2 separate regions of the Homo sapiens genome follow, and region 2 is linked to region 1. A link is an interaction called in ENCODE POLR2A ChIA-PET data of the cell type or tissue named here. Cell type or tissue: OCI-LY7. All regions are shown on one strand. Links, peaks and the distances in the headings refer to the core of each region. The heading gives the core; the rest is flanking DNA. Region 1 overlaps GFOD2 (Gfo/Idh/MocA-like oxidoreductase domain containing 2). Region 2 overlaps RANBP10 (RAN binding protein 10).

What was found. ChIA-PET counts read pairs that join two places held together with the same protein. Peaks named below come from ENCODE experiments on the same cell type or tissue, not always from the same donor. Only the 100,000 strongest peaks of a DNase experiment are listed, where the experiment ranks them.
Region 2: POLR2A ChIA-PET joins it to region 1 with 5 read pairs; 4 of 35 experiments call an interaction of 5 or more read pairs at or near these places.

What each region holds. Positions count from the first base shown.
Region 1 is chr16:67,672,621-67,688,013 of GRCh38, reverse strand. GFOD2 (Gfo/Idh/MocA-like oxidoreductase domain containing 2) reads left to right here. Exons shown (of 3, transcript NM_030819.4): 2 at 2,212-2,557; 3 at 11,961-13,478. The coding sequence starts at 2,299. The coding sequence ends at 12,859. Among named protein-coding and RNA genes, the nearest start is that of C16orf86, 14 kb to the right of the region's middle. RefSeq lists enhancers at 2,193-2,252, 3,299-4,498, 9,036-9,991, 9,992-10,948, 14,863-14,922. In OCI-LY7, for the core only: no CTCF peak of the experiment used is centred there; no DNase peak of the experiment used is centred there.
Region 2 is chr16:67,740,647-67,756,039 of GRCh38, reverse strand. RANBP10 (RAN binding protein 10) reads left to right here. Exons shown (of 14, transcript NM_020850.3): 4 at 11,585-11,752. Among named protein-coding and RNA genes, the nearest start is that of GFOD2, 29 kb to the right of the region's middle. RefSeq lists an enhancer at 5,598-5,647. In OCI-LY7, for the core only: no CTCF peak of the experiment used is centred there; a DNase peak (open chromatin) is centred at 5,359.

The sequences.
Region 1 (15,393 bases), core at 3,356-11,355:
TAAATATCTGTATACAAAAAAACCTTTTTTCCTTTCTTGAGACAGTCTCACTCTATTGCCCAGGCTAGAGTGCAGTGGCACTGTCATAGCTCACTGCAGTCTTGACTCCTGGGCTCAAGCGATCCTTCTACCTCAGCCTCCCAAATAGCTGGGACTATAGGCATGTGCCACCATGCCAGGCTAATTTTTTTTTTTTTTTTTTTTTAGTAAAGATGGGTGTCTCACTAAGTTGCTTGTGCTGATCTTGAATTGTTGATCTCAAGCAATCCTCCTGCTTTGGCCCCCCAAATTGCTGAGATTGCAGACATGAGCCACCACACCCAGCCTAATAAAATCTTTTTTTTTTCTTTTTTTCTTTTTTTTTTTTTTTTTTGAGACGGAGTCTTGCTCTGTCGCCCAGGCTGGAGTGCATTGGCGCGATCTCACCTCACTGCAGGCTCCGCCTCCTGGGTTCACGCCATTCTCCTGCCTCAGCCTCCCGAGTAGCTGGGACTACAGGCACCCACCACCACAACTGGCTAATTTTTTGTATTTTTTAGTAGAGACAGGGTTTCACTGTGTTAGTGAGGATGGTCTCTATCTCCTGACCTCGTGATCCGCCCGCCTCGGCCTCCCAAAGTGCTGGGATTACAGGCATGAGCCACCGCACCCGGCCTAATAAAATCTCTTTAAGCATACTTTTTCTTTTAGCCAGTTTGATGAAAAAAGTTTTTTGGTATTTTTTTTTCTAGTGAGCATTTTCCTATGTTTGCTACCATGAAAATTTTAATTATACTTAATCTGTATAGCAATTAGTTCTTTCACTTTCCTCTTGAACTGGTTTTTGTTTTCCATTCTTCTTTTTCTTTTCTTTTTTTTTTTTTTTTGTGACGGAGTCTCATTCTGTCACACACGCTGGAGTGCAGTGGCACAATCTCAGATCACTGCAACTTTCACCTCCCAGGTTCAAGTGATTCTCCTGCCTCAGCCCCTCGAGTAGCTGAGAATACAGGCTTGCACCACCACACCTGGCTAACTTTTTATATTTTTGGTAGAGACGGGGTTTCACCACGTTGGCCAGGCTGGTCTCGAACTCCTGACCTCAAGCGATCCACCCACGTCAGCCTCCCAAAGTGCTGAGATTACAGGCATGAGCCACCACGCCCGGCCTCCAGTCTTTCTTTCTTTCTTTCTTTTTTGGATAGAGTCTCACTCTTGTCGCCCAGGCTGGAGTGCAGTGGTGTGATCTTGGCTCACTGCAATCTCTGCCTCCTGGGTTCAAATGATTCTCCTTCCTCAGCTTCCTGAAGAGCTGGGATTACAGGCATCTGCCACCACACCTGGCTAGTTTTTTTTTTTGTATTTTTAGCAGAGATGGGGTTTGGCCATGTTGACCCGGCTGGTTTTGAACTCCTTACCTCAGGTGATCCGCCCGCCTTGGCCTCCCAAAGTGCTGGGATTACAGGTGTGAGCCACTGTGCCTGGCCTCCACTCTTCTTTTCTTTGTCATATATAGAATCATGAACTTTTATAGCAAGAAGGAACCTTAAAGATCAATCACTCCCCTTATTATACATTTAAGGCCCTGAAAGTTGAATCTTTTGACCAGGGTTACACAGAAAGTTAAGTAGCAGAACAGAGATTTAAACTCAACTTTATTCATTTTCCGTTTTTCCTCTTATCCTTCAGTCTCCATGGAAGAAGAAGATTCTGCAGTGTTTCATCTTGGAACAGTATTTCTTTTTTCTTTTGAGACAAGGTCTTGCACTGTTGCCCAGGCTGGAGTGCAGTAGCACAATCATAGCTTACTATAGTTGTGAACTCCTAGGTTCATGTGATCCTTTCACCTCAGCCTCCCAGGTAGCTAGGACTACAACAAGCGCATGCCACCACATCTGGCTATTTTTTAATATATATATTTTTTAATAGAGATGACATCTCGCCGTGTTGCCCAGGCTACTCTCAAACTCCTGGCCTCAAGTGATCTTCCCACCTCGGCCTCCTGAAATGCTGGGGTTACAGGCATGCATGAGCCACCATGCCTGGCCTCGAGCCCTATTTCATTTGTGCTTTTCTGGCAGAGAACTTGTTACTTCCTTATTTGAAAGTAGCCTTCGCACCACTGCACTCCAGCTTGGGCAACAGAGCGAGACTCCATCTCAAAAAAAAAAGAAAGTAGCCTCAGCTGAGTGTCCTCTCCAGTAATAACCAGTGTAATGTTTGCTATTCTAGGAGCCATGTCTGACCAGGACGTTTGGAAGATCATATCCATGCCAGAGGCTCTTGTGAGGAGATGAGTTGGTAAAGAGAGAGGCTGGGATGAAGATGCTGCCAGGAGTGGGCGTGTTTGGGACTGGCAGCTCCGCCCGAGTTCTGGTCCCACTGCTGAGGGCAGAAGGGTTCACTGTTGAGGCCCTGTGGGGGAAGACTGAGGAGGAGGCGAAGCAGCTTGCTGAGGAGATGAACATCGCCTTCTACACCAGCCGGACTGATGACATCTTGCTGCATCAAGATGTGGATCTGGTGTGCATCAGCATCCCCCCTCCACTCACCCGGCAGATATCCGTGAAGGCTCTAGGTACGCCCGGCAGGCCACAGCAGGGGCAGATCATGTCTCTCCCTCTGGGCAGTCCTCTGAGGGTCACTCCTCTCCTCTGAGCTCTCCTTCCTGGGCTCGCATCTGCAGGGAGGAGAACTCTGGGACATCACTTGTCCCTGAAGCAGTGCTTGGGGAGGGCATGAAAAAAGACATAGCCTAACCTACCTCCCATCTGTAAATCCCTGAACAGAAATTAAGGAAATACTCTAAGAGACAGCCATCAAGGGGCTGGAGATGGTTGCATCTCAGTCAACATAAAGTTTGCCTCTGTGAAGTTAGAGGTCAGAGCCCTGGGTGGCGGGGAATTGGTTGTGACTAGTGTGTTTGTTCTCCCATTTCTGGGGCACACAGCACCACAGGAAGGAGAGGCTGTGTAGCAAGGCTACCATTTCCCATGTTTTGTCAGCGTTTGACTATAGTGAGCACACACCCTTCCTGCCAAACTGCAGTCTTGTATTGCCGGAGGACAGGAAGGCTCTGCCAGCATTGGGCTTCCCTGACAGGATCCGTCGACAGCCTGCTTACATGACATCTCCACTCCCTTGGGAAGTTTTGGGCTTGGTAACCTCTTGCCCCTGACTGGGCATGGCCTGCTGAGCTGTTCTCCTACAGTTCCCGTTGGTCTTCTATTTCCAGTCAACTGGAGTCAACTTCTTCTCTTTATCTAATATAAATCAGAACCTAGTTTACTAAGTAAACAAACCAGTAAACATTCAGCCAGCAATTTTTATTTTATTTTGAGACAGAGTTTCCCTCTTGTTGCCCAGGCTGGAGTTCAATGGCGCAATCCCGGCTCACTGCAACCTTCGCCTCCCAGGTTCAAGTGATTCTCCTGCCTCAGCCTCCCAAGTAGCTGGGATTACAGGTGCCTGCCACCACACCCAGCTAATTTTTGTATTTTTAGTAGAGACAGGGTTTCACCACATTGGCCAGGCTGGTCTCGAACTCCTGACCTCAGGTGATCCATCCGCCTCGGCCTCCCAAAGTGCTGGGATTACAGGTGTGAGCCACCATGCCCAGCATTTTTTTAAAATTATTATTATTATTTTATTTTATTTTTTTAGATGGAGTCTCACTCTGTTGCCCAGGCTGGAGTGTGCATTGGTGCAATCTCAGCTCACTGCAACCTCCACCTCCCAGGTTCAAGCGATACTCCTGCCTCGGCTTTGCAAGTAGCCAGGACTACAGGCATGTGCCACCACGCCCAGCTAATTTTTGTCTTTTTAGTACAGATGGGGTTTTGTTATGTTGGCCAGGCTGGTCTCGGGCTCCTGACCTCAGGTGATCCACCTGCCTTGGCCGCCTCCCAAAGTGCTGGGATTACAGGCAGGAGCCACCACACCCAGCCTCAATTATTTTTTTAATGCCTCCTGTGTGCCAGTCACTGTCCTGATGTCATTTTGGACATTCAAAGCTGTGTTAGATTGGACCCCTCCCTGTCTTCAGATTTTATAGTCCAATTGAGGCAACTAGAAATAACACACATTACAAGGTAGATGACAGAAGACATAGTCACAATTCAACTAGCACATACTTACTTGACTGAGTAACTGTTTTATGTGAGGTAATAGGAGCCAAGTGTCTCCTTGATGCAGCCGAAGATCTCTAGGTCGAGGAACCGGTGCCATGAGGTTGTCCTCCACTCTTCCTGACCACTGCCATGGTGGCAAACCTCAGGGTCTGCTACTTATCTCCTCCCTCATTCTGAGGAATGTCATAGGAAGGTGTCTGTCACCTCTGGCTCAGTGGGTAGGGAAGGATAAATGTTCTTTGAAGTGAGAAAGAACTTCAGTCTGTCCGGTTGTCAATTTGGAGCAAGTAAGTTTTGGCCTTATTGTTTGTTTCTTCCAGAGAGCTCTCTCTGAGGATGTGTGACATTGGAGTTATTCATTCATTGGTCACCAAATGCTTGGGAGGTCAGATGGTGGCTCCCAGATTGAATTCAGAAATAGACCTAAGTCAACACTTTAGCAGCAAGTTGGTTCAAGGGGAAGCAAGCCGCTATTGGTCACTTGACTCCTTGCCATCCCTTGTGGCTTGAATGCAGGCTGGAAAGGTGAGGTGTGTCCGGAGCCAGAACTCTGGAGGCTCTCAGTCTTCTTCCTGAATTTTAGGGTTCCCCACAGAGACCATTTCCAAGCTATACGGGAAGAAAGAGGAAACCCCAGGGTTCTTTGGCAACAAGCTTGCTTTTTTTCTGGTTCTTGGTATGCTCCACCAGCAGCAGCATCACCTGGGAGCTTGTTAGAAACTGAATTCTCAGCTGGGCAACATAGTGGGATCCCGTCTCTACAAAAAAGTTTAAAAATTAGCCAGGCATGGTGGCACGCGACTGTGGTCCCAGCTACTTGGGAGGCTGAGGCAGAAGGATCGCTTGAGCCCAGGAGATAGAGGCTGCAGTGAGCAGTGATCATGCACTCCAGCTTGAGTGACAGAGTAAGACTGTCTCAAAAGCAAACAAACAAAAAGAAATCTAAATTCTCAGGCCCCACTCCAAACCTACTGAATCTCTGGGATCCAGCTATCTGTGTCTGAACAAGCCTTGCAGGTGACTCTGGTGGACATGAAGGATTGAGAGCCACTGATCCAATCATTTTGAATTAAACTGAGGCCCAGGAGCATTAAGGAATGACATCTTGGTTACATTTCACCAAGTCTTCGTGCTGTGATTTTTCTCTCCTTGCTAGAGCTTTATATTTTTACCTTACTTCTAAGGCCACGAGATCATTTCTTGCCCTCATTATTAGTTTTTCCTAAAATTAATGATTGGACTTAACCTTCCAGAGATAATACTTTTCATATCACAGCTCTTTTTATGGCATCTTGTTTTCTGCTTTGGTCTGACCTATGTTCTTCATCTTCTACCTCCGATTTCATCCTTAAAGCTTTCCCATGAATTTCTTAAAGGGGAGAGGGGAAGGGCCCTAATATATTTTATTCTTCAGTTCAGAAGTGGTTCAGGAAATTATATTTTAAGTGCAAGGTGCCCCTAGCATCTTTGCCACAGTTGAATGTTTTCTTAAGTCTGTCACTAAAAGGTGGGCTTCTGTGCCCAATTCTTGGCACTTCTGTGGTTCATTAGAAAAACACTAAGTTTGCAGGCCAGGCTTGGTGGCTCATGCATGTAATCCCAGCACTTTGGGAGGCCGAGGCGGGCGGATCACAAGGTCAGGAGTTTGAGACCAGCCTGACCAACCTGGTGAAACCTCGTCTATACTAAAAACACAAAAATTAGCTGGGCGTGTTGGCACGTGCCTATAGTCCCAGCTACTCAGGAGGCTGAGGCAGGAGAATTGCTTGAACCCAGGAGATGGAGGTTGCAGTGAGCCGAGATCACGCCACTGCACTCCAGTCTGGGTGACAGAGCGAGACTCCATCTCAAAAAAAAAAGAAAAGAAAAGTAAAAAGAAAACATTTTTGTAGAGACAGGATCTTGCTGTGTTGTTCAAGCTGGTTTCGAACTCCTAACCTCAGGCAATCATCCTACTTTGGCCCCCCAAAGTGCTGGAATTATAGGTGGGAGCCACTGTGCCCAGCAGATTTCAGCTTCTCCAATCTCTCCCTTGACTTCCTGGCAGGAGAGCTAGATAAACTCAGGTAGACATGTCTTTCATGGCTACCCAAAGACTCTGTACAGCTAGCCCTCAGGAGCCTGTTTAAGTCAAGATGTCCTTGCAGTCCCACACTGATACTACTGAGCCCTAAGTTTAAGAGTGCTGTTATTCAGGGTTGGGCTCAGTGCCTCACACCTCTAATCCAGCACTTTGGGAGGCCAAGGTGGGCAGATCGCTTGAACTCAGGAGTTAAATACCAGCCTGAGCAACATGATGAAATCCCATCTCTACCAAAAATACAAAAAATTAGCTGGGCACAGTGGCGTGCACCTGTGGTCCCAGCTACTTGGGAGGCTGAGGTGGGAGGTTAGCTTGAGCCCAGGAAGCGGAGGTTGCAATGAGCCAAGATTATACCACTGGGTAACAAAGCGAGTCCCCATCTAAAAAAACAAAAACAGACTATTTTTCAGATTCAAGAAGAGAGGTCTTTCCCTCTTTCCTCACCTCTTGAGGCATGAAACAGGAATTCCTTATCCTAGTTTTATCACCACCAAACTCCTAGCAGTCATAAAAGTCCTTTTTCCTCTAAACCCACCTCCTCTCTGCCTCACACTGCAGTATCCACTCTGTCGCCAGCAGCGAGGCATTATAGCAGGAGGCTTCTGAATTGGCCAGAACAGCAGCTCTCAGGTGGGGTGTCTGAGAACCTCATTTCCTCATTACATCCCTCCCTGGTCAGCCATATGTGTTCAGCAGCCAAATGGCAAAATTCACCCCCAGAACTGTGATTGTCTTCCCTAATCTGGAAGGCCCACAAGTGTGGAGAAGCACTGGAGACCCTCCAGAAGCAGTAGTGCTAGCAGTCAGGGGCTACTCTCCCTGCCGGGCCCCGTGCAAGGGCCTGGCCACCCTATCCCAGGTATGTGACACTTGGCTGGCTGTTCTTTATTGTCCTGCTAGTACCTGTTGTAAAGCTTCTTTTATTAAAGAAGAGCAGGAGATTGAAGTGTCATAAATTGAAGAGATTCACACCAACACGGCACATGTATACATATGTAACAAACCTGCACGTTGTGCACATGTACCCTAGAACTTAAAGTATAATAACAAAATATGTATTAAAAAAATAAATAAATAAATTGAAGAGATTGAATGATGTCATAGACTACCAATCCACATGCCTTGTTCCTTGCTGCAGCACTGAGGTTTGTAATCCTGGGAGTTTAGACCTACGTAAGATGCCCATAAGTACAAATGACAGATGCTCTGTGGGGTTCTTCAGGGTCAAGGTGGCAGAGGTGGGGGTAGGAAGTGAGAGGAGGGGGAAGGGTTGACCAGAGGCACCAATTTGTCTCCTGTGGGCTTGGTCAGTATGTGAGCTACCAGGGGGCCAGGCTGGGCCTGACTCTCGGAGAGGCCTAATAAACAGTACGTATGATAAAACAACTCCTCTGTATTCGTTTTGATTTTATTTATTTTTTGAGACAGAGTCTTGCTGTGTCATCCACGCTGGAGTACAGTGGCTTGATCATAGCTCACCGCAGCCTCTAACTCCTGGACTCAAGTGATTCTTCCACCCTAGCCTCTTGTGTATCTGGGACTACAGCTGTGCACTGCCACACCTGTGAGCCACCTCACCCAGCCTGAAAATTAGATTTTCTAAAAAGACATTATAAAATCAACATGGGTTGGGCATGGTGGCTCATGACTGTTATCCTGGCACTTTGGGAGGCCAAGGCAGGAGGATCACCTGAGGCCAGGAGTTTGAGACCAGCCTGGGCAATGTAGCAAGACCCTGTATTTACAAAAAGTTTAAAAATCAGCTGGGCGTGCTGTCACTCATCTATGGTCCTTGCTACTTGGAAAGCTGGGAGGAAGGCTCTGTTTGAGCTCAGACCAAGACTGCAGTGAACCAGAATCCCGCTACTGCACTCCAGCTAAGTGACAAAGCAAGACCCTGTTTTTTTTTGTTGTTGTTGTTGTTTTTTTTTTTTTGAGACGAAGTCTCGCTCTGTCGCCCAGGCTGGAGGGCAATGGCACTATCTCAGCTCACTGCAACCTCCGCCTCCGGGGTTCAAGCAATTCTCCTGCCTCAGCCTCCTGAGTAGCTGGGATTACAGGCGCCTGCCACCCCGCCCAGCTAATTCTTGTATTTTTAGTAGAGATAGGGTTTCATCATGTTGGTCAGGGTGGTCTCGAACCCCTGACCTCGTGATCCACCCGCCTCGGCCTCCCAAAGTGCTGGGATTACAGGCCTGAGCCACTGCGCCCGGCCAAGACCCCGTCTCTTAAAAAAAGGAAGAAGAAACTAAATCAGATTTTCAAAGTACAGAACATAGAAATTATTTACCTGGGGCCGACGCGGTGGCTCACGCCCCAGCACTTCGGGAGGCCAAAGTGGGTGGACCACCTGAGGTCAGGAGTTCAAGACCAGCCTGGCCAACATAGTGAAACCCCATCTCTACTAAAAATACAAAAAACTTAGCTGGGCATGGTGGCAGGCTCCTGTAATCCCAGCTAGCTCAGGAGGCTGAGGCAGGAAAGTCACTTGAACCCAGGAGGCAGAGGTTGCAGTGAGCTGAGATCGTACCATTGCACTCCAGCCTGGGCGACAAGAGCAAAACTCTGTCTCAAAAAAAAAAAAAGAAAAAAAAAAGAAATTATTTACCTGGAAAATGTAGTTTCTATGTGAGTCTTTTATTTATTTATTTATTTGAGACAAAGTCTCATTCTGTCACCCATGCTGGAGCGCAGTGGCTTGATCGCAGCAAACTGCAGCCCCAATCTCCTGGACTCAAGGGATCGTCCTACCTCAGTCTCCCAAGTAGCTGGGGCTACAGGTACACGCCACCACGCCTGGCTTATTTTTTATTTTTAATAAATACTAGGTCTTGCTATGTTGCCCAGGCTGATTTTGAACTCCTGAACTCAAGTGATCCTCCCACCTTGGCCTCCCAAAGTGCTGGGATTATAAGCGTGAGCCACCACGCCCAGCCAAGTCTTAAAATCCAAGTCACAATGGGCTTTTTTTCTCTGTATTTACGACATTGGCTGAATCCCTCCCTTGGCGATGGTAATAAAATGTACTGTTGACAGAGCTGTACTGAGCCAGGTACTTTACATATACTGCTTTGGTTGCCTTAGTCCTCCTTTCTTCCCCTGTAACTGTAAAATCCTGCTTTACAGTTATAGTAGTAAACAAAAACCCAGGGAAGTTTAGAAACTTCCCAGATCATCTAGCAGTGAAGTGAGAGAGCCAAGATTTGAGCACAGGAATTTCTGGCTCCAAAGCTTGAGTCCAGCACCAGTAATTGACTCTTCCTGGGTAGTCAGTTGTCCTGGGGCCCATCCATCATGTGGGACATCGGCCATTTCTTTTTCTTTTTCTTTTTTTTTTTTTTTTTTGAGACAGAGTTTCACTCTCGTCGCCAAAGCTGGCGTGCAATGGCGCAATCTTGGCTCACCGCAACCTCCACCTCCCGGGTTCAAGTGATTTTCCTGCCTCAGCCTCCCGAGTAGCTGGGATTACAGGCATGTGCCACCACGCCCAGCGAATTTTGTATTTTTAGTAGAGACGGGGTTTCTTCCTGCTAGTTAGGCTGGTCTCAAACTCCCAACCTCAGGTGATCCACCCACCTTGGCCTCCCAAAGTGCTGGGATTATAGGCGTGAGCCACCATGCCCAGCCAAGACATTGGCCATCTCTATGAAGTTTTCTTAGTTTTTGTTGCAAGATTTATTGTCTGTAGTTACTATTGTTTCTGCTGTAAGCTGGCCCCTCCTGAGCCTGTGTGAACAGAATCCATCTTGGTCCATCAGGGTAAGCTGCACCCTGCAGTGAGCCATCAGAAATAATCTGTGTCTTAACCATTACCTCATCTGAAAACATTCAGAAAATGTTTGGGGGCCTGAGGGAAGATGAGCACCATGGTTACTGAAGATGCACATACCTGGAGAAGGCACATTCTTGTGACCGGTTGCCCCAGGTCACAGGCATCCAGGCCTAAGGCTGCCCCTCCAACCAGGAAGTACCTGTGGAGTGCCAGAGTGGAGCCTGGATGGCTGTGGAGGAGAAGCCCAGGTGCACACATTGCCCAGATGGGCTTCAACTAGAAGGGTAAGCACATGAATTAGTCCAGCCCAAGACTTGGTATCCAGTTTTCCACATTGCATGTAGGCTCTGTGTAATGCTTTCAGTCTCGTTTCCTAACCCACCCCTGCCTTCTCAGTCCTTCAGCATTTCGTGATCATTGCCTCTCCCCAATCCCCAAGTCCTTCTGCACAGCAGCCCCCATCTCACATTCAGTGGCTAGAGCAGGATGAGCAACCGAGAGACCACAGGAGGCAAAGAGTCAAAAAGATAATTTTGGAGTGGTCAGGCATGGCAGCTCATGCCTTAATCCCAGCACTTTGGGAGGCCAAGGCGGGTGGATCACCTGAGGTCAGGAGTTGGAGACCAGCCTGGCCAACATGGTGAAACCCTGTCTCCACTAAAAATACAAAAGTTAGCCGGGCGTGGTGGTGGGCACCTGTAATCCCAGCTACTCAGGAGGCTGTAGCAGGAGAACCGCTTGAACCCAGGAGGCGGAAGTTGCAGTGATCCGAGATCATGCGACTGCACTCCAGCCTGGGCAAGAGTGAGACTCTATCTCAATATTTTTTTAAAAAGAAAATTTTGGAGGAGTGCACAGATCATGTATCAAGACCTTATGGGTGGGGCCTTTGTAAGGACTTTGGCTTTTATTCCGAGAAGCTATTGCACATTGGAGAGCTTTTTCGTGGGTTTTTGCCAGGGTGTCTTTACCCTTTCTGGCTTACTATGACTTGTAAACTTCTGTATGTGTCTAGTCCATACTGCTTTTTGGGCTTTCTAAGTTTTCTATTTAAAGTATTAGCACAGGATTTCCTTCGACTTGAACCACACAAAGCTCGCAGGAACACTGCAGGTGTTAGTGTCTCATGGCTGCTCATATCCTCACAAGCTTTCATCTTGAAACATGGAGCAGCATTCATCCCTTCAGTTCCCAGCTGCTTATCCTCTAGCACTCTCCTCAGGGCTTTGTCCAGCTTTGTTTACCTCTGGGTGCGTGTTGGCTGCAGCGTACCCAGAATGGGTGTGAGGGCAAAAAGGGTATTCTCACTTCCTTCCCTTCCTGCCGGAGCCAAACATGTTCTAGCCTTGGGCCACTCTAACTTGTTGGACCAGTGTTTTCAGAGAACAATCTGCAGGGAATCTTAGGGCCCTCTCTGGAGTTATGACTAAGAGTAGAAGTTATGAATAGTCCATCCCCTAGAAAATAGGTTAGATTTCCTTGCCCCAAGCTGATGACCTAATAAATGCATGACAACATAGAGACACGTCCATGAAGTGTGCCCACCTCTCTAGCCCACCTGTGTTATTCAGGGTTCTCCAGAGAAACAGAACCAATAGGGTGTTTAAGACAGAGATTTATTTGAAGAAATTGGGGCCAGGCATGGTGGCTCACACCTGTAATCTCAGCACTTTGGGAGGCCAAGGCAGGAGGATCACTTGGGCCCTGCCTAGGCAACAGAGGAGGACCCCATCTCTACAAAAAAAAAATTTTAAATTAGCCAGGCGTGGTGGTACACACCTGTGGTCCCACTTAGGAGGCCAAGATGGAGGATCGCTTGAGGCCAGGAGATTGAGACTAGCCTGGGCAGCATAGCAAGACCCCACCTCTACAAAAAAGAAAAAAAAATTAGTTCGTGCAGTTGTAAGGCAGAGAAGTCCAAAATCCTCAGGGCAGGCGGACATGCTGGAGATTCCCCCTTGAAACTTTGAGATTTCCTGTTGTGTCCTGTTGTTAGGTATTGGGAAGAATGTGGTTTGCGAGAAGGCAGCAACATCGGTGGATGCCTTCCGGATGGTGACAGCCTCGCGCTACTACCCGCAGCTCATGAGCCTGGTAGGGAACGTGCTGCGCTTCCTGCCTGCCTTCGTGCGCATGAAACAGCTGATTTCGGAACACTATGTGGGAGCGGTGATGATCTGTGATGCCCGCATCTACTCAGGCAGCCTGCTGAGCCCCAGCTATGGCTGGATCTGTGATGAGCTCATGGGCGGCGGGGGCTTGCACACCATGGGGACCTACATTGTGGACCTGCTGACCCACCTGACCGGCCGGAGAGCCGAGAAGGTGCACGGGCTGCTCAAGACATTCGTGAGGCAGAACGCTGCCATCCGTGGCATCCGGCACGTCACTAGCGATGACTTCTGTTTCTTCCAGATGCTCATGGGTGGGGGTGTGTGTAGCACAGTGACACTCAACTTCAACATGCCAGGCGCCTTTGTGCATGAAGTCATGGTGGTAGGCTCTGCAGGACGCCTCGTCGCCCGGGGAGCCGACCTCTATGGGCAGAAGAACTCTGCCACGCAAGAGGAGCTGCTCTTGAGGGACTCGCTGGCAGTGGGCGCAGGACTGCCTGAGCAGGGGCCCCAGGATGTCCCGCTGCTGTACCTGAAGGGCATGGTCTACATGGTGCAGGCCTTGCGCCAGTCCTTCCAGGGGCAGGGCGACCGCCGCACCTGGGACCGCACCCCTGTCTCCATGGCCGCCTCCTTCGAGGATGGGCTGTACATGCAGAGCGTGGTGGATGCCATCAAGAGGTCGAGCCGATCCGGGGAGTGGGAGGCTGTGGAGGTGCTGACGGAGGAGCCCGACACCAACCAGAACCTGTGTGAGGCACTTCAGCGGAACAACCTATGAGCCTGCACCTGGGCTCCTTGCCACAGGGCAGAGGGACCAGGGAGGGGAACAGGAGCCAGACATGACAGGGACTTGGCCCTAGCAGAGACAGTGTCTTTCATTTAATGAGTCTGGGTGAAGCCAGAGGTGGCTCTGGGACTTCGCCCCCTCCAGTGGCTCATCTGCTCCTCAGACTTGCAGGGTGGCAAATGTTCCTGTTGCCAGGTTACCACGGTGTGCACAGGGCAGAGCTGCCGCCAGGCCTCCTCATGGTGATGCCAGTGAGTCGGACCAGGAAAGGCTCACCCTGGGGAGCCCTTCAGCCTGATCCGCAGTCCTAACAGGGTGAGAAAGCACAAGAGGGGCCAGCTCGGCTGAGGCCTGAGGAGAAATGATGAGAAGTTTTGTTTCGTTCTTGGGCTGGGGCATCTCAGGAACAGTGAGGGCAACAAGCTGTCCCTCAGGGACCCTCACCTGCCCTCCCATGTGACCAGGCCCTTCCCAGGTGGGGACTGGGGCTTGCTTTATTAAGTGAGCTCTTGGGCTTTTGAAGTAGGACAGAGGGCCCTGGTTTGGCAGAGAGGAGGCAAGGGAGGGCTTTAGAACATCTGAGAAATGTTAATAAATAATTCAGAAAATAGGACATGGCATGTGGTTTTTGTTTGGTAGGTTGGGTTTCTTTAATACTGAAAGGCTTGTTTCTGGCTGGTAGGGGGTTTTTCTCTACTCATTGCTCCACAGCAGCTCGGAGCCAGCGTGGGTCATCACCGCCAACTGTGCCACACGGGCCGCTGCCCCTGCCAGCCCTCGTCTCCTGCCTGTTCCCTCATAGCCAAATCCCAGGAGCCTCAGAAGAAAAGATTTCCTCAGAGAACAGGACTCAGGACTTCCTAATGGGCTGCTGCTGGGCCTGCCGTCTCAGCAGATAGCGGGAGAGTTTGGGGCCTCACTGGGGTGGAGGTTAGGAGGGGTTCTGTTCTTAATGTCACGGTGTTGGCTGCCAGAGTGCTCTTGAGGTGGCGGGGAGGAGTGGTTTCAGGGAGGTGGCACAGGGTGAGGAGGAGGAGGAAGAGCTCCAGGCGTGCCCCATGGAGCAGCTGTGGCTGGACCCGAGGGCCAATCACCCACCATGCTCTTGACTGTGCTCTGCACAGGGCCAGCCTTCTACCCAGCTCTGCCAGAGGCGGCGGGGGGTGGGGGCGGGGGGGCACGGTGTTGAGAAAAGACATGCGTTCCCCTTTGCTTGTTTGACCAGCCTGCCAGGATCGTTCAGCCTGGACCAAGTTCTGTTCCCTTCTCTAACCTTCCGCCCTCTTCCCTGCCCTGGGCTCCTTGCCAGAAAAGCCCAGGGAGGGCTTCCTCTTCCTCTTGGCACCGCTTCTAGACGTCACCAGGCTTGTTTTCCTGTAATTTCCTGGATTCAGATGTCCTTGTGAGAGGGAATAACAAGGGATAGGGTTGGAGTGTGCCTACTGCATGCTGACCCTCAGGGCAAACGTGTATGTTATTATTTCCCTTAACCTCCAAACCACTCTCTGACGGTAAATATTCTCATCATTCAGATCATAAAATGGAGGCACAGAGGGCAAAGCTACTTGCCTCCTGTAGATTGTACATGATGGAGCCAGGAGCCTGGTCAGGACCATCTAACCACAGAGCCTGACCTTGAACCACGCTTCCTCCCAGCATTTGGGAATCTTCAGACCTGAGGGCCCGGCATTGCCCCTCCCTGTGGCAGGAGCCTCGGCCTGGCCTGAACTAGGAGGTGAAATGCAGATAGCACCCACCACCAGGCAGGACACCGAAGGTTAAAGGGGAGGCTGCCCCCTTGTCCCTGGGACAGTTAGCTCAGCTCAGTCCTCCCATGTGTTGCTAGGATGTCGAGGTCACTCTGAAATGTGGGAATTGACCAGGAAAGCACAAGCCTGACTTAGATGCTCCCACATAAGAAAGGGCCATGTGGCCAACCCAGAATGGCACTCGGGTTCCCAGAATGTGCTGGGGGGAGGGTACTGCAGTGGGCTGAATGCAGAGCTGCTTTAATGAGGACCCCGGTTCCTCTGAGGGAATCCCCAGAGCCTAGATTCACGGCCAGAGTGGTGCATGGCCCCTTCCCTCAGACGTCTTTACCATCGAGTTATCCTGGGCATCAGAGCTGGTCAGTCCCACACTGGGGATGGGGAAGACAGATGTGCCCAGATGCCTGTGGCCAAGGGAGCCCACAGGGTTCTGGTCTCCATGGGTGACTGAACCCACACTGGTTCTAGACTTGTCCGGCAGCACCCCCTCCTGGAAGAAGGCAGTAGCATCTCCCAGGACCTGTTTCCAAATCTCAGGATGTTACCAGCTCTTCCTCAGGTCAAAATAAAGTTTTTCCAGGACAGTAAAAATGCAGTTAGCTTGGCTCGTCAGATACAGCAACCAGAAGAGAACTTCCCAAATACCTGTCGCTTATTCTTCAACCTCCAGCCAAATCCAGGACTGTTTTCACCTAGACGATGGCAGCCACTTCCTTTCCTGTTCTGCCCATCACCCTGCTGGCCAAGCAGCCTCTC
Region 2 (15,393 bases), core at 2,345-10,344, 69 kb before region 1:
GGTGGTGCCAGAGCATCTGCACTGGCCACCTGGGGCCTCCTGCCTGCTGGTTCAAATGTGGCTTGGTTTCTCCTTGCATCACTGGCATTTCATAGTACCTGACATGGCCGGGCATAGACTTTTGTGTATGGGTGCCAGGCTAACTGCCCATCACTTCTCTCTGGGCAAGTGACAAGGCTTATTCTCTTTGGAGACAGAAGAATGGTTAGTTGGGTGGTCCTCTCTGTCAGAGTGTTGTCCCCATCATGTGGCCTCAGGCATCCTTCTGACCCAGAGCCAGCCGGATGTATCTCCCTGCAGGGCCTGACCCAAGCAGCCATGTCCACTTGTCCTTTTTTTTTTTTTTTTTTTTTTTTGAGGCAGAGTCTCATTCTGTCGCCTGGGCTGGAGTGCAGTGGCGCGATCTTAGCTCACTGCAACCTCCGCCTCCCAGGTTCAAGCAATTCTCCTGCCTCAGCCTTCCGAGCAGCTGGGATTACAGGCATGTACCACAATGCCCGGCTAATTTTTGTATGTTTAGTAGAGAAGGGGTTTCGCCATCTTGGCCAGGCTGGTCTTGAACTCCTGACCTCAGGTGATCCACCCACCTCGGCCTCCCAAAGTGCTGGGATTACAGGTGTGAGCCACCGTGCCCAGCCCACTTGTTCTTTTCTGGCCCTCACATCCCAGTCCCCTCTGAGACAGCCATCTCTGGCCTCATAGTGCAGGTCACAACTCTCACTTCTAGGCACATCTCCATCCTCTCTCTAGACCCACCTAGGGAGGGGTGCATGTTTAGAAAGTTGCTGACTTTGGCTTCAGGGTGGGAGTGGGAAAAGGGTTGTCCAGTTCTGAAGCAGAAGTTGGTGGGGCTGGAGGGGCTGCTCACCCAGGCATAATTGCTGGACCCCCCCTTAATGGGAAGGGCAGCACCCTAGGCATGGTGCTTGGTGGTTGGGTCGGGAAGGAGGAGGTGGCTTCACCATCACAAGTACCTGCTTGGTGCTCCCCTGGGTGTCCCTCAGAGGAGGGGAGAAGTGTTATTTACATGACCACAGGCCTCCAGTCAGCCTCTTAGTGCCTCAGTTTCCTCTGTCCTCTGATGGGATTTATACCTGCAAGTGGGTTGGAGTCTTAGAATGTTTCCTACAAGTAGACATCCAGGGCCCTTTGACAACCATGCCTACTCCCTCTTCTCTCATTTTGTAGAGAAGGGAACCAGGGTCCGAGGTCTGAGGATGAGTGACTGGCCAGGGCCTATCACGGGAAGAACAGTGCTGTGGCCAGAACCAGAGAGCAGAAGCACTTCAGCCCCACTGGCTTTCCTGGCACCCAGGGCTACAGTCTCTTTCTAACAGAGGCCAGTCTGCCTGTGTGAGGATCCTAGCCTGAGGCTGACAACAGACTCACTGCAAAATATGGGGCCGGGGCTAAGCCCTGGCCTTCTGGTTTCCAGTTTCTCAAGACGGCAGTGTAGTGCCAGTTCCTCTCCACTGTACAACTTCTCAAGGCCTGGGGAGCAGGTTCACAAGGGGTGGATGACTGAATCCATCATCTCCTCAACTCCTTTGGGCTTCTGGTGCCTTTGGTGCATGTTTGTCCTGTCCTTTGTAGCCCTTAGCTAGCCTGAATCTTTCTCACAAAGGAAAAACAGAAAACCATTGTATGTATCAGGACAACACAGGAGGAAAATCCTCCAGTGACTTCACTCAAAGTTTTCTGTCCACACCACTGTTTAATGAGTGTTCCCCATCACGGACTTTCTACATCTGAGAAGGAGCCACGAAGTCCCTGGACCTGCCACCATCTTACCTGCCTTGTTCAGCCGCTGGCTACTTGGATGTCTAATAAGACATCTCAAGCTTAGCACTTCCGAAGGGCCTGTTCCTTCCACCCATCTTCCTTGTCTCTTTTTTTTTTTTTTTTTTGAGAAGGACTCTTGCTCTGTCGCCCAGGCTGGAGTGCAGTGGTGCGATCTCTGCTCACTGCAAGCTCCGCCTCCCGGTTCACGCCATTCTCCTGCCTCAGCCTCCTGAGTAACTGGGACTACAGGTGCCCGCCACCACGCTGGCTAATTTTTTGTATTTTTTAGTAGAGACGGGGTTTCACCATGTTAGCCAGGATGGTCTCGATCTCCTGACCTCATGATCCGCCTGCCTCAGCCTCCCAAAGTGCTGGGATCACAGGCATGAGCCACCGCGACCAGCCTCCTTTTCTCTTGATAAATGGTGCCACCATGTACTTGTTTGCTCAGGCCAGAAACCTGGATGCCATCCTTTTTTCCTCTCACATTAGCTGCACCCACACCTGGCGAGTCCTGCCCACTCTGCTCTGAGTCTTTCCTAAGTCTCGCTCAGCTCCAGCCCCACTGGATGCTTTTCTGTTTCTCAGACATGCTGAGTTCATACCCTTTACCCCGAAGGTTTTTTCTTCTGTTCCTCTTGTCCAGCAGACCTCTGCTCAGGAGTCACCCTCTCAGCAAGAACTCAATTGACTACCCCATTCCAGTCAGTCCTCATCCCCCCTCCCATTGCTAGCCCATCATCTGGCTTTGCATTTTCTTTTCTTTTATAAATAGAATCTTTATTGCCCAGGCTGGAGTGCAATAGCACGATTATAGCTCACTGCCACCTCAAACTCCTGGGTTCAAGGGATCCTCCCTCCTCAGCAGTACTACAGGTGCGCACCACAGCGCCTGGCTAATTTTTTGTATTTTTTGTAGAGGTGGGGTGTCACCATGTTGTCCAGGATGGTCTCAAACTCCTGGGCTCAAGCGATCCACTTGCCTTGGCCTCCCGAAGTGCTGGGATTGCAGGCATAAGCCGCTGCACACAGCCTTTTTTTTTTTTTTTTTTAAGATGAGATTTCTCTCTGTTTCCCAGGCTAGAGTGCAGTGGCATGATCCAATCTTCCCAACTTAGCCTCCTGTGTAGCTGGGACCACAAGTACACACCGCCACACCCAGCTAGTTTTTGTATTTTTTTGTAGGTATGGGGTCTCACCATGTTGCCCAGGCTGGTCTCGAACACCTGGACTGAAGCAATCCTCCTGCCTTGGCCTCTCAAAATGCTGGGATTATAGGCATGAGCCACTGCACCCAGCCCAGCCTTGTTTTCTTTAGAGCATACTTGATCTACCAGGTATTTCTTGTTTTCCTATTTGTTTATTTACATTTTCCCTGTCTTTATTCCTTTCACACTTCCTACTCCCACTTTGCAAACTCCCTGGGGCAGGCCTTTGTTAGTTATTTGGTGGCAAGCAGATAGTGCTTGTCCTTTCCAGAGGATGTGAAGGCAACACGGTGGCCTTAAACCATGCTGCTGCAGCAGCCAGTGATACTAAATGAGGTATGCAACATTCTGTTTTCAACCTCCAACTGCCTTTTGCACACATCCTTGTGTAAATATATATATATATAAGGTATATACCTTATATATACACACAGACACTTATTGTGTCTGGAAAAAAATATTGATAGCTTCAGTTGAAGATATATTACAGCTCTGTAATGGCAGACCCCTTACCAGAATAGGTTCAGATTTCCTGTTGCTACTGTAACAATGTTGGCTTGAAATAATCATTTTACAGTTCTGGAGAACAGAAATTCTAAAATCCAGATATTGGCAGGGCTGCGTTCTTTCTGGAGGCCCTAGGGGAGAATTCATTCCTTGCCTTTTCTAGCTTCTAGCGGCCTCCTGTGTTCCTTGACTCATGGCTGCATCCTCCATCTTCAAAGCCAGCAGTGAGGCATCTTCCATTTCATAAAGAACCCTGTGATTACATTGGCCCACCTGGATAATCCACTGTCATCCCCTACTTCAAGGGCTTTAACTTAATCACTTCTGCAAAATCCTTTTTACCATGAAAGGTGACATAGTCACAGGTTCTGGGGATTAGACCATGGACATCTTTGGGGTGGGGGTCTTATCCGGCCTGTAACAGGTACTGTGTATTTTTCCCCTCTGGGAAAATCTGTAAAAATTGATAAATCATTTGGGAATTGGAAAAGCAGAAAACTTATCTCTTTTCTAGCCAAACTGAGGTGATGGTGAATCCTGAATTGATTCTTTTTTTTTTTTAATTGAGCTCTTTGGTTTTTGTTTTAATTTAAAATCCATATTTATAGCCAGAGTTAAAAATTTTTAAATTCTTTCTTTTTTTTTTCTTTTTGAGACGGAGTGAAGTGGCGCGATTTCAGCTCACTGCAATCTCCACCTCCCAGGTTCAAGCGATTCTCCTGCCTCAGCCTCCTGAGTAGCTGGGATTACAGGAGCACGCCACCACGCCCAGCTAATTTTTGTATTTTTAGTAGAGATGAGGTTTCTCCATGTTGGCCAGGCTGGTCTCAAACTCCTGACCTCAGGTGGTCTGCCCATCTCAGCCTCCCAAAGTACTGGGATTATAGGCGTGAGCCACTGAGCCTGGCCTTTTTTTTTGAGACAACATCTTGCTCTGTTGCCCAGGCTTGAGTGCATTGGCACAATCTCAGGTCACTCCAATCTCCGCCTCCCCAGTTCAAGTGATTCTCATGCTTCAGCCTCCCAAGTAGCTAGGACTATAGGCATGTGCTACCACACCCAGCTAAGTTTTCTATTTTTAAGTGGAGATGGGATTTCACCATGTTGGCCAGGCTGGTTTCAAACTCCTGGCCACAAGTGATCCTCCCACCTCATCCTCCCAAGTGCTTGGGATTACAGGCAAAATCTAAAAATTCTGTGCTCGTTTTGTCAAAATAGTTATATAGTTTATTTTTAAAGAAAAGTGTTTAAAATACTTATTTTAATTTTAGGTCTTTGAAAATTTAAGCATCTGTTGTTTTCATAGTGGATATTGAACTCCCATACACTGAGACAAAAATATCTCCCAAATATCCTTGAATCACTGACTAAGTAGGTTCTTCCTGGTGATTTCATGAGCTTTCATAAATCAAATGACCAAATTGTTGTTAGGTTTTCTAGAGTATCTACTGTTCTAACCTGAGAAAGTGAAAAAAGGGGCTGGGCGTGGTGGCTCACGCCTGTAATCCCAGCACTTTGGGAGGCCGAGGCGGGCAGATCACGAGATCAGGAGATCGAGACCATCCTGGCTAACACAGTGAAACCCCGTCTCTACTAAAAATACAAAAAATTAGCCAGGCGTGGTGGCGGGTGCCTGTAGTCCCAGCTACTTGGGTGGCTAAGGCAGGAGAATGGCGTGAACCTGGGAGGCGGAGCTTGCAGTGAGCCGAGATTGCGCCGCTGCACTCCAGCCTGGGCAACAGAGTGAGACTACGTCTCAAAAAAAAAAAAAAAAAAAAAAAGAAAGTGAAAAAAGGAAACCTTCCAGCTTATGTCTTATACCTCCTGGACAGTAAAATTTGCATAAAAATCTGTCATACAGGATCATCCTTGTGTGAGAAAGAGGCAGGCTGACAGCTGGGGCTGGTCACTGGTGGCACATAAACACACATATGTGCTTGTGCACACACCTGTACCACTTGTCAGACTCCTGACATGCTGGGCACTGGAGGAACTTTCCTGAGATCATTTGGCCCCTGTACCAAGGAGCTCATGATCTTGGGGGAGGGGGCATGGACAGTCCCGGGAACAGTGACTGGTGATTGAAGAGGTTTGGTAGGCACCAGGCAGTGGACCAGGGATATGGGCAGTGTGCAAGGGGAGAACCAAAAGATGTTATGAAAGACTCCAGGAGGCAGGAATTTGAACTGGATCATGATGCACTGGCAAGAGGGGAGGACAGAGTGGATACCACTAGTTCTTGGGCATAGTTCTAAGAGGACCTGGAGGAGCAGCAAGCAGCCTTCCTGAAAGACTATTTGGGGAGGGTGGAATGGGCAGTGGCTTTGCTGGATGGGGTGTGCCCCCATGGCCACATAAGCAGTGGACTTGGCTTTAGGGGGCTGTGCAGGTCAAGGAGCATTGAGGAGAGCCCCACCTTACCTCCTGGCATCCCAGACCCCTGGCAACATCTGTTGTGCTGTGCCAAACACACAGGGTTATGGGTGCCCTCCTAACAGGTTGCCACATTGTTGTCAGTTACTGCCTTGCAGTGGGAAATCCCTGTGCTCTATCTGAGGGATGAGGGGCAGGGGTAGGAGGAGGGCTATTGTGGCTGGTGTGGCCCATGGTTGTGGATCCTGTCAGGGCAAGCTGGTGGGCATGCCTGGGGCCACCACAGTCTGAGCTAGACCTGGAGGGATGATTTTCACTTTGCTCCTCACTGCTGTCCAGCTGGCCACCCTCATCTATAGCCTGCTATAGACCAGGGGAACAGCCGCTGCCATCAGGAGCCATAGTGTCTCCCGAGTTGATGCCTGAGAAAAGGCCTTGACTGTGACGGCCTCATGAGCCTGCCTCTGGTGGGGAATGGGCATTGTTCTGTCCCAAAAGAGCTATTTCTCTGAGGTCAAATGATTTGCATACCCACTAGCAAACAGAAAGGCCTCTCCCACTGCTGGGCCTGGTGAGCTTAGGAGCTGAGTTGATGCTCAGAGCAGCAACATGTTCCCTGAGCCAGGCAGTTCCAATGTCTTTGGGGAATTCAGAAGGTGAGAATAGAGCCTGGATCCAGGTAGAGGCTTTGGCCCTCCTAAAGCCAGTCTCAAGCAGCTCTCACACTGGTTTCCTGGTGATGGCGGTGGGGAGATGCAGGAGGCACCAGCAGGGCTGAGGGCCTCCACCAGTTTCTGAGAGCCGTTCAGTCTTGGCCTGTTTCCCGCTGTGGGTGCTGGAGAATCTTTGTTTAAATAGAGGCTTCCTGGATAAAAAGATGTGAAAGCTCAGGGTACACTAGGCTTGGGATGGGTGCTGTGACCAAGGGGACAACTTCCTTTGTGCTCGCTGATTTAAATGCTGAGTTTAGGCTCCAGGGTCTGGGCTGTGTCACCTCTCCAGTCACACTCTCTGCCTCTCTTGTCAGCCCTTGGCCCTGTTATCCTTCTTTTCTCATTCCCACACCTTTGCTTGCTGCCTGGCCACACCCTGTGCCCTCGCCTATTCACGTACACAACATGTGCTGTGAATGTTTGAGCCTTGCCCTGCTTTCTGGCTACTCAGATCCTCTACTCAGGAGAGAGCCTCTACCCATGCCACTTGGGAGGAGAGGGATGTGCTTAAGCATGTTCCTATGGTATGCTGCTTAGGCCCCAAGGAGGAAGCAGGCAGACACTGGGGAAGCTACCTGGAGGGGTGCCTGGGGAGTAGACCTGCCTGTCAGCCCATCACCTCCCCAGCCTGTGCAGGTCCTGGGCTTGTCATGGCTCTGTGGGTTCCATTTCTACTCCTTAGCCAGGCAGTCGAACCCTTCTGCAGCTCCACCACTCCTGCCCCACCTGTACTCATGCCTTTGCCTGCACATCCTCCTTCCTTTTTCACTCCCCTCTCCCCTTTTCTAACACCTTGGTGCAGAGGTGGGAGAATTGCTTGAGGCCAGGAGTTTGAGACCAGCCTGGGCAACATAGAAAGACCCTATCTGTACAAATAATAGTAATATATATATTTTTTCCTTCCTGAGTACCATGCACTTTGTTTTTTTTTTTAGACGGAGTTTCGCTCTTGTTGCCCAGGCTGGAGTGCAGTGGCGTGATCTTGGCTCTCTGCAACCTCCGCCTTTCTGGGTTTAAGCGATTCTCCTGCCTCAGCCTCCTGAGTGGTTGGGATTACAGGCGCCCGCCACCACGCCCGGCTAATTTTTTTTGTATTTTTGGTAGAGACAGGGTTTCACCATGTTGGCTAGGCTGGTCTTAAACTCCTGGGCTCAAGCAGTCCTCCTGCCTCGGCCTCCCAAAGTGCTGGGATTATAGGCCTGAGCCACTGCATCCGGCCAGAATAATTAGTATTGTTAAGCTACCTATTCTCTCCAAATTGATCTAGAGAGTCAACACAGTCCCAGTCAACGATCACAGCCCACCTTCGAAAGGCATTATTAAGAAAATGAGGGCCGGGCGCAGTGGCTCACGCCTGTAATCCCAGCCCTTTGGGAGGCTGAGGTGGGTGGATCGTGAGGTCAGGAGATCAAGACCATCCTGGCTAACATGGTGAAACCCCGTCTCTACTAAAAAATACAAAAACAAAATTAGCCAGGCATGGTGGCGGGCGCCTGTAGTCCCAGCTACTCGGGAGACTGACGTGGGAGAATGGCGTGAACCTGGGAGGCGGAGCTTGCCGTGAGCCGAGATCATGCAACTGCACTCCAGCCTGGGCGACAGAGTGAGACTCCGTCTTAAAAAAAAAAAAAAAAAAAAAGAAAAGAAAATGAGGCCAAGCGCCATGGCTCATGCCTATAATCCCAACACTTTGGGAGGCCGAGGCGGGTGGATCATTTGAGGTCAGGAGTTCGAGACCAGCCTGGCCAACATGGTGAAACCCCGACTCTGCTAAAAATACAAAAATTAGCCTGCTGGTAGTGGCGCGTGCCTGTAATCCCAGCTACTCGGAAGTCTGAGGTGGGAGAATCCCTTGAGCCTGGAAGGTGGAGATTGTGGTGAGCTGAGATTGGGCCACTGCATTCCAGTCTGGACGAGAGAGTGTGAGACCCTTTCTCACCAAACAAACAAACAAACAAACAAAAATGATGATAAACCATAGACTGGAAGAAATACTCACAAAACATAAAAGGACTTGTATCTAAACTACATCAAGAACCTTTACAGTGCAATACGATAAACAAGTGCAATACAATAAACGACCCAATAAAAAATGAGTTAAAAATTTGAAAAAACAGTTGAATAGTTTTCCAACAAATAGGTGGCAAATGAGTACATGAAAAGATACTCAGTATATTTTGTCATAGGGAAAATGTATATTAAAACCACAATGATATTAAAACCATTATATATACACTAAAAGGCCAAAATTAAAAAAAATAAACTGAGAATAGTAAATACTGAAGAAGATATGGAACTCATACATTGCTGGTTGGAATGCAAAATAGCACAGCCACTTTGGAAAACAGTTTGACAGTTTGTTATCAAATTAAACATACACTTATCTTATAACCCAGTAATACCACTTGTAAGTATTTACCCAAGAGAAATGAAAACATATGTCTGTGCAAATACCTTAAAGCAAATATTTGTTGGCTTTATTCATAATAGCTAAAAATTATAACAACTCAAATGTCATCAACTGGTGTATGAACAGATAGAAAAACTGGGGTGTATCCATAACATGGAGTACTACTCAGCAATAAAAAGGAATGGAACACTGCTTCTCCTAACAACATGGATGGATCGCAGATGCATTGTGCTAAGTCTAAGAAGCCAGGCAAGACACCTCATGTTCTATGATTCCATTTATGTGAAATTCTGGAAAAGGCAAAACCATAGGAACACATCAGATTAGTGTTGCCGGGGACTGGGAATGGATGGAACAAATTGACTCCCAAGAGGCCTGAGGGAACTTTTTTTGGAGGAGAAAGGGTCTCACTTTGTTGCCCAGGCTGAAGTACACTGGCATGATCATAGCTCACTGCAGCCTTGAACTCCTGGGCTTAAATAATCCTCCTGCCTCAGCCTCCTAAGTAGCTGGGACTATAGGCAGGCGCCACCACACTTGGCTAATTTATTATTATTATTATTTTTGAGACGGAGTCTTGCTGTGTCGCCCAGGCTGGAGTTCAGTGGCGCGATCTCGGCTCACTGCAAGCTCTGCCTCCCAGGTTCATGCCATTCTCCTGCCTCAGCCTCCTGAGTAGCTGGGACTACAGGCATCCACCACCATGCCTGGCTAATTTTTTGTATTTTTGGTAGAGATGGGGTTTCACCGTGTTAGCCAGGATGGTCTTGATCTCCTGACCTCATGATCCGCTCGCCTCGTCCTCCCAAAGTGCTGGGATTACAGGTGCGAGCCACCATGCCCAGCCACACCTGGCTCATTTTTAAAATTTCTTTATTTTTTATTTTTTTGAGACAGAGTTTCGCTCTTGTTGCCCAGGCTGGAGTGCAATGGCGCGATCTCGGCTCACTGCAACCTCCGCCTCCTGGGTTCACGTGATTCTCCTGCCTCAGCCTCCTGAGTAGCTGGGATTATAGGCATGCACCACCATGCCCGGCTAATTTTGTATTTTTAGTAGAGACGGGATTTCTCCATGTTGGTCAGGCTTGTCTTGAACTCCCGACCTCAGTTGATCCACCCACTGCGGCCTCCCAAAGTGCTGGGATTATAGACGTGAGCCACCGCACCTGGACAGTTTTTTAAATTTTTTATAGAGATGAGGTCCCACTATGTTGTCCCAGGCTGATCTTGACCTCCTGACCTCAAGTGATCCTCCCACCTTAGCCTCCCAAAGTGTTAGGATTACAAGCATGAGCCACCATGCTCAGCTTTAGAGTGATGGAAATGTTCTGTGTGTTGATCGTGGTGGTGGTAATGCAACTGTATACATTTGTTAAAACTCATTTGAAGTGTACAGTTTAAAAGGGAGAATCGGCCAGGTACGGTGGCTCACGCCTGTAATCTTAACATTTTGGGATGCCGAGGCTGGAGGATCACCTGAGGTCAGGAGTTCAAGACCAGCCTGGCCAACATGTTGAAACCCCGTCTCTACTAAAAATACAAAAATTAGCTGGGCATGGTGGCGCACACCTGTAATCCCAGTTACTCCAGAGGCTGAGGCAAGAGAATCACTTGAACCTGGGAGGCAGAGGTTGCAGTGAGCCAAGATCACACTACTGCACTCCAGCCTGGGTGACAGAGGGAGACTCTGTCTCAAAAAAAATAGATAAATAAAAATAAAAGAGAGAATCTTACTATATGTAAACTAATCCTCAATATAAAATACATTTTAGGCCAGGCACGGTGGCTCACACCTGTAATCCCAGGACTTTGGGAGGCCAAGGCAGGCGGATCATGAGGTCAGGAGATCGAGACCATCCTGGCTAACACGGTGAAACCCCCTCTCTACTAAAAATACAAAAAAATTAGCTGGGCATCGGCTGGGCACGGTGGCTCACTCCTGTAATGCCAGCACTTTGGGAGGCTGAGGCGGGCGGATCACGAGGTCAGGAGATTGAGACCATCCTGGCTAACATGGTGAAACACCGTCTCTACTAAAAATACAAAAAAAAAAAAATTAGCCGGGCGTTGTGGCAGGCGCCTGTAGTCCCAGCTACTCTGGAGGCTGAGGCAGGAGAATGGCGTGAACCCGGGAGGCGGGGCTTGCAGTGAGCTGAGATCACACCATTGCACTCCAGCATGGATGACAGCGAGACTCCGTCTCAAAACAAACAAACAAAAAAAACATTTTAAACAACCTGCCAGATACACTTCCAAGGTTACTTCCAGCTCCCACTCCTTCACAAGGCTTCCCTTGACCACCTCCTTGTTGTACCACCCTCTGGTATGTTCCTTCCGGGTCACTGATGGTTTTGGTTCCTGTTAACCGCAGCATGGGATCATTCCTCTGTGGGGCTACATCAGCTACTTTGGCAGTCACCTGCTGGACTCACAGCCAGACTCTGTCTATTGGTGGCTCTGCTAGAAGCCAAGAGTGCTGACAGAGGTGGGGCAGGCTGAGGAGAGGCTGAGAGACCTGGGTGGGCTTCTGTGACTTGTCTTGTTCCTCCCTCAAGTACCTACTCAGTTATTGCTGCTCTCTTCCCCCACAGGTTGGGACAAACATTCCTATGGTTACCATGGTGATGATGGGCATTCGTTCTGCTCCTCGGGGACTGGCCAGCCCTATGGTCCCACATTCACCACAGGAGACGTGATCGGCTGCTGTGTCAACCTCATCAATGGCACCTGCTTCTACACCAAGAATGGCCACAGCCTTGGTGTGTGCATAAGGGACCTTGGAGGCTCTGCTCTGTGGAGCCACTTTGGTTGGTGAGAGGCTCAGGGGCAAGTGCTCAAGGCAGTGTCGCCTCTGCTGAGCTCTGGGGTACCGCACCATTTCCAGGCATTGGAGCCCTTTCAGGTGAATAGAGGGTAGCAGGGGCACGCCTTTGTTCATCCAGCCAGTCAGCTGCGTTTATCCAGCCCAGGGAGGATGCTGAGAGTACAGCAGTATCCTGGTCGTGATCTTGGCTTTGGTGGCACTTGTTGGAGCAAGGTTTGGCGTTGGATGAGAAGTTTGGGGAACCCTTGCATAGGTTGCGTGGTGGTGGTTTGCGTGCCTGTGACCTGGCCCAGACTTTGGTGCTGGTTGCTGTGGAGCAGCAGTGAGGGTGGCACTAGTCCAGGAGGTAAACAGACAGGTGGGAGTCAGATAGGGCCAGACCTCTGGTCTGTTCTTGGTGAATGAGCAGCAGCCGGGGCAGTTACATTGAAAAAGGCTTCTGGTGAAACCATGAAGGATGGACCAGAGTAAAGACCAGGGGAAGAGGCAGATGGCCTGAGGTAAGGCAGTGGGGATGGGTGCAGGACAAAGGCCCAGATGTGGCCCTGCAGGGCTTGGTGACAGATGGGGTGCACTTGCAAGAAGGAAAGGTGAGAAAATGGCTGGATTAGTACTGTTGTTAACCAGGAGAAGAAACCCAGGAGAAATAGCAATCAGTGGAAGAGGATGGGGCCCGTGGGATCCCTGGAAGGAGCGTTCCTGTACATGCGTAGACATTTAGGATTAGGGCTTGAGAGGAAGAGACTTTGGCTATTCTGATGCCGTGCCTACCAGGTGCTAACTGGTATTTGGCCACATTGGCCCTGAGGTGGTGACTAACAGCCTGGTCTGCCTGCCTGGGTTTGCAGAAGTCCCCGATCTACACACCCTAGTTCTCCAGAATGGAATGGTATAGTGAGGAGAGGACTGGCAGAACTCTACCAGCCCAGCTGCCAGCAGCTCTGCCAGGAAAGGGAGTTGGGCATTTTGCTTGGAACCCAACTCCTAGAAGTCCCATTTCCCTTGCCTTGAGGGTCAGTAAAAAGGTGGCTGCAACTCTCCACATCCCCTCTATGACTTCTCCAGGAGATGAGCACAGCTAGTATCAGGGGACCTGAGTGGGAATTGGAGTGCTGATGGCTGGGGCTGCATGCCTAGGAGCCAGCATTCCTGCAACTGGATGCCCCAGCCAAGAGTTGGCAGGAAAGCCTTGGTAGCTAGGCAGCCGAGAACATAGCACGGACACTGCTAAGCTGACCTAGGTGCACATCAGAGAAACCCTCCTCTGAAATTGATGACCACCTGGCTGCAGTTGCTAGTGACCAGATGGTGAGGAGCTAGTGGATAGAGGGTGGGCCAGGGCCTCAAGACAGCTCTTCACTCTCCACTCTGCACTCTGATTCCGCTATTTCTTGGCTCTGGGTTCTGCTGTCAAAGTCCCAGGGGCCACTATTGTGGGCTCTCACCCTGTATCCAAGCCCCACTTCACCTGCCCCCTTGTATAGCTGCCTTCCTCACATCCCTCCAGCTTGCCCACATTTTGCTCACGGATGGGGGCAGACTCTACTGTTCCCTCTGCACCTGCATCTCTCTCCTTCAGGCCTTTCATGTACACCGGGACCACCAAAGGGCCATGAACTCTTTGTCAGTCAAGTCCCAAGGTCCCATAGAGAGCAGATGGCCACTTTAATGTCACCTCAAGCCCTTAGGCTGTTTTTAGACATCCATCTCCTTAGTGGATGCTTTTTATAGACCCCCATCCAAGACCTCACACATCTTGTAATTAAATTTCATCTGGTAGTATTTTGACTTTTTTTCCAGCCTGTCAACACCTTCTGTGTTCTTACTTGTTGTATCTCAAATATTTGATACCCTTTTCAGTGTTGTATTAATCTAAAATTTGTTGTTTGTGTTTATGTTTTCATGAAGTTACTGTTAAAAAATATAGGAAGAAGAGAAGGTTAAGATTTGAGCCCTTCAGTGTATAGTTGAGCTTGTCCTGGAAGACATCAGCCATTTAAGAATCACTAAGTTGGCCGAGCGCGGTGGCTCACGCCTGTATTCCCAGCACTTTGGGAGGCCGAGGTGGGCAGATTGCTTGAGCCCAGGAGTTCGAGATGAGCCTGGGCAAGTGGCGAGACCCCGTCCCTATATTAAAAAAAAAAAAAAAGAATCACTTAGTTCCTGAAGCTCATATTTTTCCATTTTTTCCACATGGATATTATTGAGACCTTACTGAAAACGGGATATGGCCTGTCCCCTGCATTTTTAGATTACAAAATTTAACGGAAAAGCAGTGAAGTTGGAGTGACAGAATGCATGGTGAATCTTCTACTGTCTCTGTTTCCTTTTCCCAAGCCATCTTATCAATAATGTGCTTCAGAATCGATCCCTTCCCCACTTTACAGCAGCGGAATGATGTCTTCTGCCTCTGGCCTCCCTGCTCCTTTCCTCTGTCAACAGCCCTTGCACTATGTGCCATTGGTCAGTTGTCTGCATAATTCTTAGTCATGTGCCATCTCTCTTGCTGGAATCTGAGGGCCAGGTTTGCAACTGTTTCTCTAGTCTTGTGACAACAAATACTTGGTAGAAGGATGAAGGAATGAGTGAACGGAGATACTGACTGATGTCTCATTTGCAAGTGGTCCATGTGCTCACAGTCATTTCCACACAACTCTGTGCTTTCCCACAAGGTCTTTATGTTCTCAGCCTCAGTGGTCCCTGACCTGTGTCTGTTTGGCTCTGGGTACTCCTTATCAGCAAGTTCAGCTATCCCGTTTGCATCCTGGATCTTTGCCTGAACCTTCTTCCCGTGGGCCAACTCAGATCTTGCCATCAAAATGATGTTGCAGGCTGGAGGAGCAGTGTTGCCCTTGTCCAGTGCAGTAGTGGGTGGAGTAGCGTCTTTCCTCATTCTCCTGGAAGCACCTCAAGGCCTTATCCTTCCTGGGTGCCATTGTGAGGCAGAGTTGGGCAAGCCTGGGTAGGTCATCCCCTGACCAAAAGTGTGGCAGTTGCCTCACCCTGTGGCATTACCACAGCTGACTTATACCTAGACCTTAGGGTTCATGAAGTAGCTTTCACAGAATGTCTCATTTTCTCCCTTTTTCCTTGAAGTCGAGATATCGATATTATCTCTTTTTTTCAGATGAGCTCAGAGAGGTTGGGTTACTTGCCAAAGGTCACACTATATATAATTTACGGAGCTTGGACTCCCTTTTTCCAGGCTTCTTGGGGACTCCTCCATGAGCCCTGGAGTAAGCAATATCCTGGCCATGCTGAGATCCATGAGGGCAGCTCCGGGGCAGGCCTGGAGGGTGGACATTGGGGTCTTCTCCTGGGTACAGAGAGATTTCCAGATTCAGTCCTGCCAGCATGCCAGAGTCATGCCGACTGTGCATGTGGGGCCCAAAAGTGGCTTCAGACAGGCAGACCATGCGGCTTATGAGCGTCCCTCAGTGAGAAGCAAACAAAATAGCCGAACAAAGAATATAAACCATCTCTCTGCATCTTGGTTTTTTCATATGTGAACTAGTGTCAGAGGTAGTATACATCTTCCAAGGTTGTTCTGAGGATTGAATAGTGCCTTATAAGACA